Linked DNA regions of Homo sapiens: regions 1 and 2 are each linked to region 3. A link is a contact called in ENCODE Hi-C or POLR2A ChIA-PET data. All regions are on one chromosome and are shown on one strand. Each heading gives the region's core, a stretch centred on a gene start or an enhancer-like site at or near the end of the contact. The rest is flanking DNA. Distances are from core to core; before and after follow the strand shown. Region 1 overlaps LOC105371635 (a long non-coding RNA gene). Region 2 overlaps RASAL2 (RAS protein activator like 2). Region 3 holds the start of TOR3A (torsin family 3 member A).

Evidence for each region. Hi-C counts contacts between places; a loop is a spot of excess contacts on that map. ChIA-PET counts read pairs that join two places held with the same protein, here RNA polymerase II (POLR2A). Pooled maps may share reads with other maps.
Region 1: a loop to region 3 is called in a map of endothelial cell of umbilical vein, with 4 times the contacts of the local background. The contact joins the enhancer-like site here to the promoter of TOR3A in region 3. A Hi-C loop is called at or near these places in 1 of 168 maps with a recorded cell type or tissue (endothelial cell of umbilical vein), 7 of 37 single-sample maps with no recorded cell type and 13 of 50 pooled maps. POLR2A ChIA-PET finds 5 or more read pairs at or near these places in 1 of 52 experiments (activated naive CD4-positive, alpha-beta T cell).
Region 2: a map with no recorded cell type shows a loop between it and region 3 (2.9-fold over the local background). The contact joins the enhancer-like site here to the promoter of TOR3A in region 3. A Hi-C loop is called at or near these places in 2 of 37 single-sample maps with no recorded cell type and 2 of 50 pooled maps.

Annotation. Positions count from the first base shown.
Region 1 is chr1:179,708,074-179,710,925 of GRCh38, forward strand. The region is part of intron 2 of LOC105371635 (a long non-coding RNA gene); the gene reads right to left. Among named protein-coding and RNA genes, the nearest start is that of FAM163A, 34 kb to the right of the region's middle. RefSeq lists an enhancer at 1,699-1,768. Within about 2 kb of position 1,568, at least 3 of the 41 ENCODE cell types and tissues checked have a DNase peak (open chromatin) inside an H3K27ac peak, as active enhancers do; they include endothelial cell of umbilical vein, where a contact is called at or near this core.
Region 2 is chr1:178,416,675-178,419,455 of GRCh38, forward strand. All of the region lies in intron 4 of RASAL2 (RAS protein activator like 2), which reads left to right. Among named protein-coding and RNA genes, the nearest start is that of CLEC20A, 79 kb to the right of the region's middle. RefSeq lists an enhancer at 790-1,989. Within about 2 kb of position 1,362, at least 2 of the 41 ENCODE cell types and tissues checked have a DNase peak (open chromatin) inside an H3K27ac peak, as active enhancers do.
Region 3 is chr1:179,080,649-179,083,348 of GRCh38, forward strand. It overlaps TOR3A (torsin family 3 member A), which reads left to right and starts at 1,422. Exons shown (of 6, transcript NM_022371.4): 1 at 1,422-1,739; 2 at 2,292-2,405. The coding sequence starts at 1,481. RefSeq lists silencers at 1,397-1,686, 1,827-1,996.

The DNA of each region.
Region 1 (2,852 bases), core at 318-2,817, 630 kb after region 3:
ATTTACAGCATCCTTGTTACTATTCTTTTTTTTACAAGAGGAAAAACTTGAGGATCAGAAAATTATTTACCAAGAATCACGCTAGTAAGTGGTAGGACCTTAAATAAGTCAGATTTCGCCAAAGAGTTGCCCATATTATCTTCTTATACTTCTCCGATTACCTATTAAACCAATTCCAGTTCCACCTACACCACTCCACCAAAACTGCTCCTGTCAAGGTCTCCAGCAACTCCATGCTGAATCCACTAGTCAGCCCTCAGTCATCCCATCTGACTTATCAGTAGCATTTGATACACTTGACAATCCTCCTCCCTGACACTTTCTGTCCTCCCAGCACATCTCATTCTCTAGGGTTTCCTCGTACTCATTGGTCAAAGCCTTAGCATCTTTTGTGCCTCCTCCTCTTTTTCCTGGCCTCTTAATGCTGCAGGGCACCAGGCCTCATTCTCTTGGGAATTCCCCCAGTCTCCTGGCTTTAACTACCATCTACATCTATAGGAAATCCTGTTGGCTATGCTTCCAAAATGTGTCTGGAATCTGCCGGCTTCTCACCAACCCTACCTCCACCACCAGGTCAGAGTTACTGTACTGAGCCTGGACCACTTCGCAGCCTTGTCTGGCTTCCCTGCTGTCCACAGTGCTCTCTCACTCTGCTCTCCACAAAGCAGCCAGAGGGGCCCTTTCAAGCTCCAAGGCAGCTGGCATCCCTCCTCTGCCCAAGGCCCCCTGAGGGCTCCCAGTCTTACTCAGAGTCCTTACAATGGTCCACAGCGGTGTTGCCAAAGACAATGCAGGATGCCCAGTTAAATACGGATTTCAGGTAAACAGCTAATAACTTTCTAGTTTAAGTATGGTTTCATGCAATATTTGAGGCATATCTGTATTTTTAAAATTATTATCTGAAATTCAAATTTAGCTGAGATTGCAAATTTTTATCTGCTAAATCTGCCAGGCATATCCACCAGCTCTACATATGCCCCCCGTTACCTCCTTGACCTCATCTCCCATGATCTCCCCCTTATTCACTGCACTCCCCCACACTGGCCTCCTCACTTTCTTCCAGTGCATAGCTCCTCACTTTGGGCTCTTGCCTTGGCTGTTCTTCCTCCAGCATCTGCGTCTTCTCAAAGAGGTAATTTCTAAAATGACTTCTCAACGCTGTGCTCCCAATGCCCCTAATCCTGCTCCACTTTTTTCCATAGCACCTGACTTCTAACATGACTCATTCTTTTTATTGTGAACTGTAGGTCTCCACCAACCAGAATCTAAACTCCACCGGGCAGGTATTTTTGTCCATTTCGTGCATTATCATATCCCAAGAGGCTAGAACAATAGCACCTCTGTACACAATAATTGTTTGTTTATTGTGAATGAATGATTTCAAAGGCTTTTGCTCCTTTCCATTGCATTATATATTCCCTCTGTTTCAACTTACGATAAATATCTGAACAAACTGAGAGTGCACAGCCTGGAGAGGAGATTACGGGCAGAGGTGGAGAATGTGCTCACACCTCAGCTGGAGTGGTCCTTTTGTTGTGGGACAGTCTGGTTCAAGGCACAGAACTGTCCACAGCTCTCTGCCCAGGCAATTGCCACATTCCCCACACCCTCAGTATTGCCCTCTATTTAACAACAAAAAAGTGTGTATTTTCTATGTGCCAGTTCCTGTGCTGACCTCCAAGAATACAAGGATAAACAAGATAATGCTACCTAGGAGGACCAGGCAATGAGCTTGAGGTTCTTGCCTGATTGATAAAATGAAAAAGAATTGGGCCTGACTGCCCAGAATCACCGCAAGGGCCACAAGCCCTTATATCCTATCATCTCCCCCCAGGTTATTTCCTACTTTGGTAACCCCCAAGAGAAAACCAAAGTGAATGTTAAGCAGGAGCAGTGAGAAGAACATCTGCTGTAACCTCTCTATGACCCCAATGCAGTAGCTCAGCAGAGATGAATTAAAGCGCAGGAAGCTTGTTGGCGTCAGTCTCCATTGACGCCAACAGGAAGGTGGAGCAGAGAAGCAGATTTGCTGCTGAAAATCATTTCCCCTGGAAAGTCCCAGGAGAAAAAAAAAAATCATTACAGCTGGGATAATAATGTTTACTCAACAGCCTTGTGTAAATTTTTGACCCACCTTATTTCTGCACTATTAGGGTCTGGAATTACTGATTAAAGATATTATTATGTTGGTGCAAAAGTAATTGCGGTTTTTGCTATTACTTTCAATGACAAAAACCTCAATTACTTTTGCACCAGCCTAATACCATCTTAATATGCAATTGCTAGCTGGAAAAGTCTAGGGCAGGTTACAGAGGTGTAGTATTAACATGGCTAAAACACACACAATAGAAAATGGAGAAAGAAGTATCTTGAGGGGAGCATGGTTTGCAATGCCCTTTTCTCTTCTCCCTTTCCCCTTTCATTCCAGGTGGGCCTCCAGCATGTCCCTAGTCACCAAATTACAGAGCTGTCATTTTCTAATTCAATGAAAATTTACTGGGGGCCTGTTTGACACAGGCTGTGTCACCTCCTGTCTCCAGGGTATTAAATTGACTAAAAGAGCTCATCCTTTACTAAAGAGGGTAGCTCCCTAGTGCAACTGTGACCAGGCATAGAGGGGTAAAAAGTCGGCCCTGGCATTAACTAAATGCCCACAGCAAGAGCTTGTTCTTTCTTCTTGTAAAAAATGACCAGATGCTAGAACTCAGGACACCTTGGATGACACCCAACATTCTAGAGGAAAATCATAGATAGACCTGGCAGATCTCGTCAGGCAGAGCTGGCCTGGCAAAACTGGGAAGTGAGCCATACTGATCCTCAACATTCTCCAATTTTCATTTTCAGCTCTTTTC
Region 2 (2,781 bases), core at 112-2,611, 660 kb before region 3:
CATGTATGTGAGAAAGCTTTATTTCACCTTCACTTTTGAATGATAGTTTTGCAGGTTATAGAATTCTAGGTTGGTAGTTTGGGTTCTTTTTTTTTCCTCTCAACACTTTAATATTTCACTCCATTCTCTTGCTTGTATGGTTTCTGAGGAGAAGCCAGATGTAATGCTTATTTTTGTTCCTCTGTACATAAGGTGTTTTTTCCTTCTGGCTTCTTTAGGATTTTTTCTTTTTCTTTGTTTTTCTGCAGTTTGAAAATTATATGCCTCAGTGTAGTTTTGGGGGTTGGGATTTTTTTTCTTTTAGGGTTTTTTTTTTTGGCATTTATGCTGCTTGGTATTCTCAGTATTCTCTGAGCTTCCTGGATCTTTGGTTTGGTATATTAATTTGGGGAAATTCTCAGTCATTATTGTTTCTGATTTTCTATTTCTTTCTCTTTTCTCCTTTTGGTATTCCCATTACACGTTACGCCTTTCGTAGTTGTCCTGTAGTCTTTGGATATTCTTTTCTGGGTTATTTTTGTTTGTTCTGCTTGCTTTTCAGTTTTGGATGTTTCTATTGATATATCCTCATGCTTAGAGATTCTTTCCTCAGCCATGTCCAGTCTACTAATAAGCCTGTGCATAAATTTATATTTAGTATCTAAAGTCTGTATTAAATGGCAAGTTCCTTGAGGGCAGAGTTTGTGTTTATCTTTGATTTCCTTACAACTCCTAGTAGAGTTCTCTACAACAAATAAGCATAAGTTTTATTAAATACAATGTATCATATTATGTCATATGAGGTATGATATGATATGTGCCACAAGGCTGGACGCAGTGGCTCATGCCTGTAATCCCAGCACTTTGGGAGGCCGAGGTGGGCGGATCACCTGAGGTCGGAAGTTCAAGACCAGCCTGACCAACATGGAAAAACACCATCTCTACCAAAAATACAAAATTAGCCAGGTGTGTAATTCCAACTGTAATCCCAGCTACTCGGGAGGTTGAGGCAGGAGAAGAGCTTGAACCTGGGAGGCGGAGGTTGCGGTGAGCCGAGATTGCACCATTGCACTCCAGCCTGGGCAACAAGAGTGAAACTCCGTCTAAAAAAAAAAAAAAAAAAAAAAGTGCCACAAAAAGGTAGAATTAAATTACTAGATTTAATTAGTAGACAGTCTACTAATACTGTCTCAGTCAAATGCTTAACTGTATTTTCATTAGAAATATATGTATGATTTTTGGTCGACTCCTCGGCCTGGATCTCAACCTAGGCCTAGCAATCCTATTACAATTCTATAAACTTAAGCCTGGTTTGCTAGCTACATTTATTAGCAAATGTGGTGACTCATTCTGATTGAGTCATAGAAAATAGTACATAAAGCCTTTGCCTTTATGTACTAATGACTGTGACTAATGACAGTGACTCTCCCTAATGACACCAAAATTGTACAGTTGACCCTTGAACAACATGGGGGTTAGAGACACCACCCTGCTATGCAGTTGAAAAATTTCATATAACTTTTGACTCACCCAAAACTTAACTACTATTAGCCTACTGTTGACTGGAAGCCTTGCCAATAACATATACAGTCAATTAACACATCTTTTGTGTGATATATGTATTATATGTTGCATTCTTAAAATTGTAAACTAGAGAAAAGAAAGTGTTATTGAGAAAATCATAAGGAAAAGAAAATATACTATTTACTATTCATTAGGTGGAAGTGAATCATAAAGACCTTCATCCTCATCATCTTCACATTGAGCCTTTTTCCCTTGCCTTTAGTCAATCTCTACATACCTATAATAAGCTGGAGTGAAAAACAGCCTAGGGTATTATGTCTATGTGATATATACTAGGAGTTTTTACACTTAACTCCTTGGATGGCCAAAACAATAAGATATAGCATTATAAGTATTTTCTTTCAGTAATCTAAATAGTTCCACTTTGATTTGAGTAAGTTTGTTTTCATTTTTCTCTAATAAAAGGAGCAATGCCTGCATGTTTAAAAATCACTTGGCTTGGTAAAACACTGTGGCAGTCTATACTGTTGTTCACCAAATATTTTCAGTTCCCTTTCTGAGTACCTGGTAGTACTATATATCCCTTCCTCCATTGAAGTTAGATATGGTCACGTGATTGTTTTGTCAGTGAAATGAGACCAGAAGTGATATGAAGCTTTAAGAGCTAGTACATGTACATAATTTGCTATTTTACCTTTATCCTGCTGCAAAAACTGTAGAAGCCCAGATAGCCTCCCTTAGCCTAAGTTCCTGAGTAAGGACAGCATAGACAGGATCCCACCCCCTCAGTTGACCTGCTTATGGACATGTAACATATTTTATGCCACGAAGATTAGGGGGGTGATTAGATAATCATAACCTAGCTTATCCTGATAAATATAGCCTTCACCCCAAAACAGTGGGCTTTGGTAGTTACTAAAGGAATATAAAAGATTTGATGTGCTAATATTGGCCTAGTATTTCTTTTTCTTCATTATAGAAATGTTTATTGTACACAGCTTATATAAAATGATATTCATCTCAAGAAAGAGTCATTCTCCATGTGTCAAAATATTTTTCTTTGAATTAGAATCTTTGCTTGAAAAATTTTGTTTTATTTTATTTATTTGTTTTTGGGTTAGGGTTTCATTCTATTGCCCCGGCTGGAGTGCTGTGGTACAGTCATCACTTACTGCAGCCTCGAACTCCTGAGTTCAAGCAATCCTCCCACATCATCCTCCTGAGTAGCTGGGACTACAGGCATGTGCTACCATGGCTGGCTAAATTTTTTATTTTATT
Region 3 (2,700 bases), core at 172-2,671:
GATCCGCCCGCCTCGGCCTTCTAAAGTGCTAGGATTACAGGCGTGAGCCACCACACCCTGCCTAATTTTTTTTGGTTTTCCAATAAGCACTGTGGTGTATGTGCTGTTAACTGTCTCCGGTGGACTCCGCAAGCTCGATGTACACAGTGCTGGGCTGGTGCCATGGCTGCTACTCTATGAAAAGTTTTTGACATCACACTGAATGGCTGAGACACTATAAACATTTTACTTTTCAACTCAACCTCGTGTCCTAGCAAAGGTGCTTTATCTAGTTTCTGTAGCTGTTCGAATGAAAGGCACAAATTTGGTGAGCTGCTGAGAATGGAGCAGACCTGGCACGGTGTGATCTAAGAGACTGGGGTGAACAGATGAATCAAGTTGCCTGTGACATTTGTGAGACACGGTGCTAGTATTCACCTTACTGTCTGGAGGGCCCAACCTCAAAGCCACTAAACATATGACATTAGCCAAGTCCTCTGATCTCTCTAGACAGCAGTTTTCTCCTAAGACAAGACGGCTTTTTGGCTTGGCTGAAGTAAGCCAGGTGATTTTAAACAATGCATTAAGCTCTTCTGAAATCTAACAGCCTTGTTCCATGCTCCTCGCTATGGAGAAGAGAGCGCTGAGGGAAAGAGGCCCTGTAGTCTTTTGCCAATGGTGTCGGATGGGCTGCTCAGTCCCAGCACTTGAAAGTTGCAAACCTAGTCAAGAAAGTGCACACAGTACTTCGGATTTTTATGAGATATAATTACATTGACATGACGCCTCATGATTTACCCATGACTCGGGGGGTTTCCAAACTCCAAACACCTCCAGACTGGAGCCCGTCAATCAGCTTCCTCTTGCTTTTCGTGGACTCCCACTGTGGAAACCTGCTGGTGTTTTGCTGCGGTTTCATTTCCCTCTGCGGAGGAGCCAGGGCAACCTTGGCCAGACAGGCACCTAGCTGTGCCCTTCTTTCCAGGGCCTCTTCTCCACTCAGCTGACTCCCCTGGCCTGCCTAACGCTCCTGACTGAGACGGTTTTCCGGCTTCCTCTAACAGGTTGGCGGGAAGTTGATCTGCAAACGCGAGGCAAAGCAGGAGTGTCCTTATTCGGTAGGCCTCTGATGGGCCACCAGAGCCGTCCGAAAGTCCTAGCGGAGTGATTGACAGTGGCCATTTCAAAGCCTGAGTTCACCTTCTTTGCAACCACAATCACGACCCAGAATAAACTGCTTCCTGGAAGCCGGCTAGTTGCACCTGGCCTGAAGTCAGTCTCGGGACTGCCTCTCAGGACCCCAGACAGGGTTTCGGGTTCCCGCCTGGGTCACGTGTACGGAGGCTGCCAGTGCGCACTCAGCCCGGCCCGCCGGTCGCCACAGCAACACCAATCCCGGGTTCAAGCCCGCCTAGGAAGTGCGGTCCCCGCCTGACCGCCCCGGGCTTAAGGGAGCCTGGCTAGGCCGGCAGCCGGATGGTCCCGCAGCTCGGGGCCGGCCATGCTTCGCGGTCCGTGGCGCCAGCTTTGGCTCTTTTTCCTGCTGCTGCTCCCGGGCGCGCCTGAGCCCCGCGGCGCCTCCAGGCCGTGGGAGGGAACCGACGAGCCGGGCTCGGCCTGGGCCTGGCCGGGCTTCCAGCGCCTGCAGGAGCAGCTCAGGGCGGCGGGTGCCCTCTCCAAGCGGTACTGGACGCTCTTCAGCTGCCAGGTGTGGCCCGACGACTGTGACGAGGACGAGGAGGCAGCCACGGGGCCCCTGGGTAAGACCCCGTCCCCACGGTCCGCCGTTCGCTGCGGAGCAGAGTGCGATCCGGGCGCGGCTGTGGTCGCCTCGCTCCTGTCCGGGGCGACATCTGGGCCCGCAGTCCTGCTCTGCTCAGCCGCCGGTACCGGCTGTGGGCGGGGGCAGCCTCCGCGGAGCAGGGAGCCCCATCACCGCCCTTGCCCCACCCGCGTCCCCTGCGCACCCCCCTGGCGCCCGGCTTCCCGTCCCCCGCCTCCCCTGATCCCTGCGCTTTCCAGATTCTCTCGCACCGCCTGTGCCATCTCCCAGCCCACCCTGGCGTTATTCGAAGGTGTTGCTCTTGACAGCTCTAGGGAACGTCCGCTGTGGACATGCCTGGTGACTGCCGTCTCCCTTGCTGCTTTTGGACGCAGGGCTTGAGGACCGACAGTGGGCCGAGTCGGGGCTGGGAGTTAGAATCTGAGTTCTGGGTGTCCCTCTGTCCCTGACAAGTTGTGTGGCAAGGTTGCCGCATCACTGTAGAGCACCGGATGGTCTCCTCTCGGTCTCACAGCTCCTCCTTTTCCAGGCTGGCGCCTTCCTCTGTTGGGCCAGCGGTACCTGGACCTCCTGACCACGTGGTACTGCAGCTTCAAAGACTGCTGCCCTAGAGGGGATTGCAGAATCTCCAACAACTTTACAGGTTGGACCCCGCATGGCTTCAAGGGGCTAGGGATCTGTGGGGAGGGGAGGCAGTCCAGGGGAAATGGTTAGATGCAAGGGACCTTTCGTCATCCTGCCCAGCCTCCCGACAAGCAGGAACTGCCACAGTCTGACTGAAGTTTTGAGGGAGTACCAAATGCTTGAGTCAGGGAAGCCCCTTTTTAGCCTCTAGCTTAATAGCCCAGGCAAACTGAGCTGTTTGTCAGGCCCAGAGCACCTTGTTTCACTCTAAACAGAAACAGCTACCTCTCAGAGGGGGCTGGAACTATCCAGAG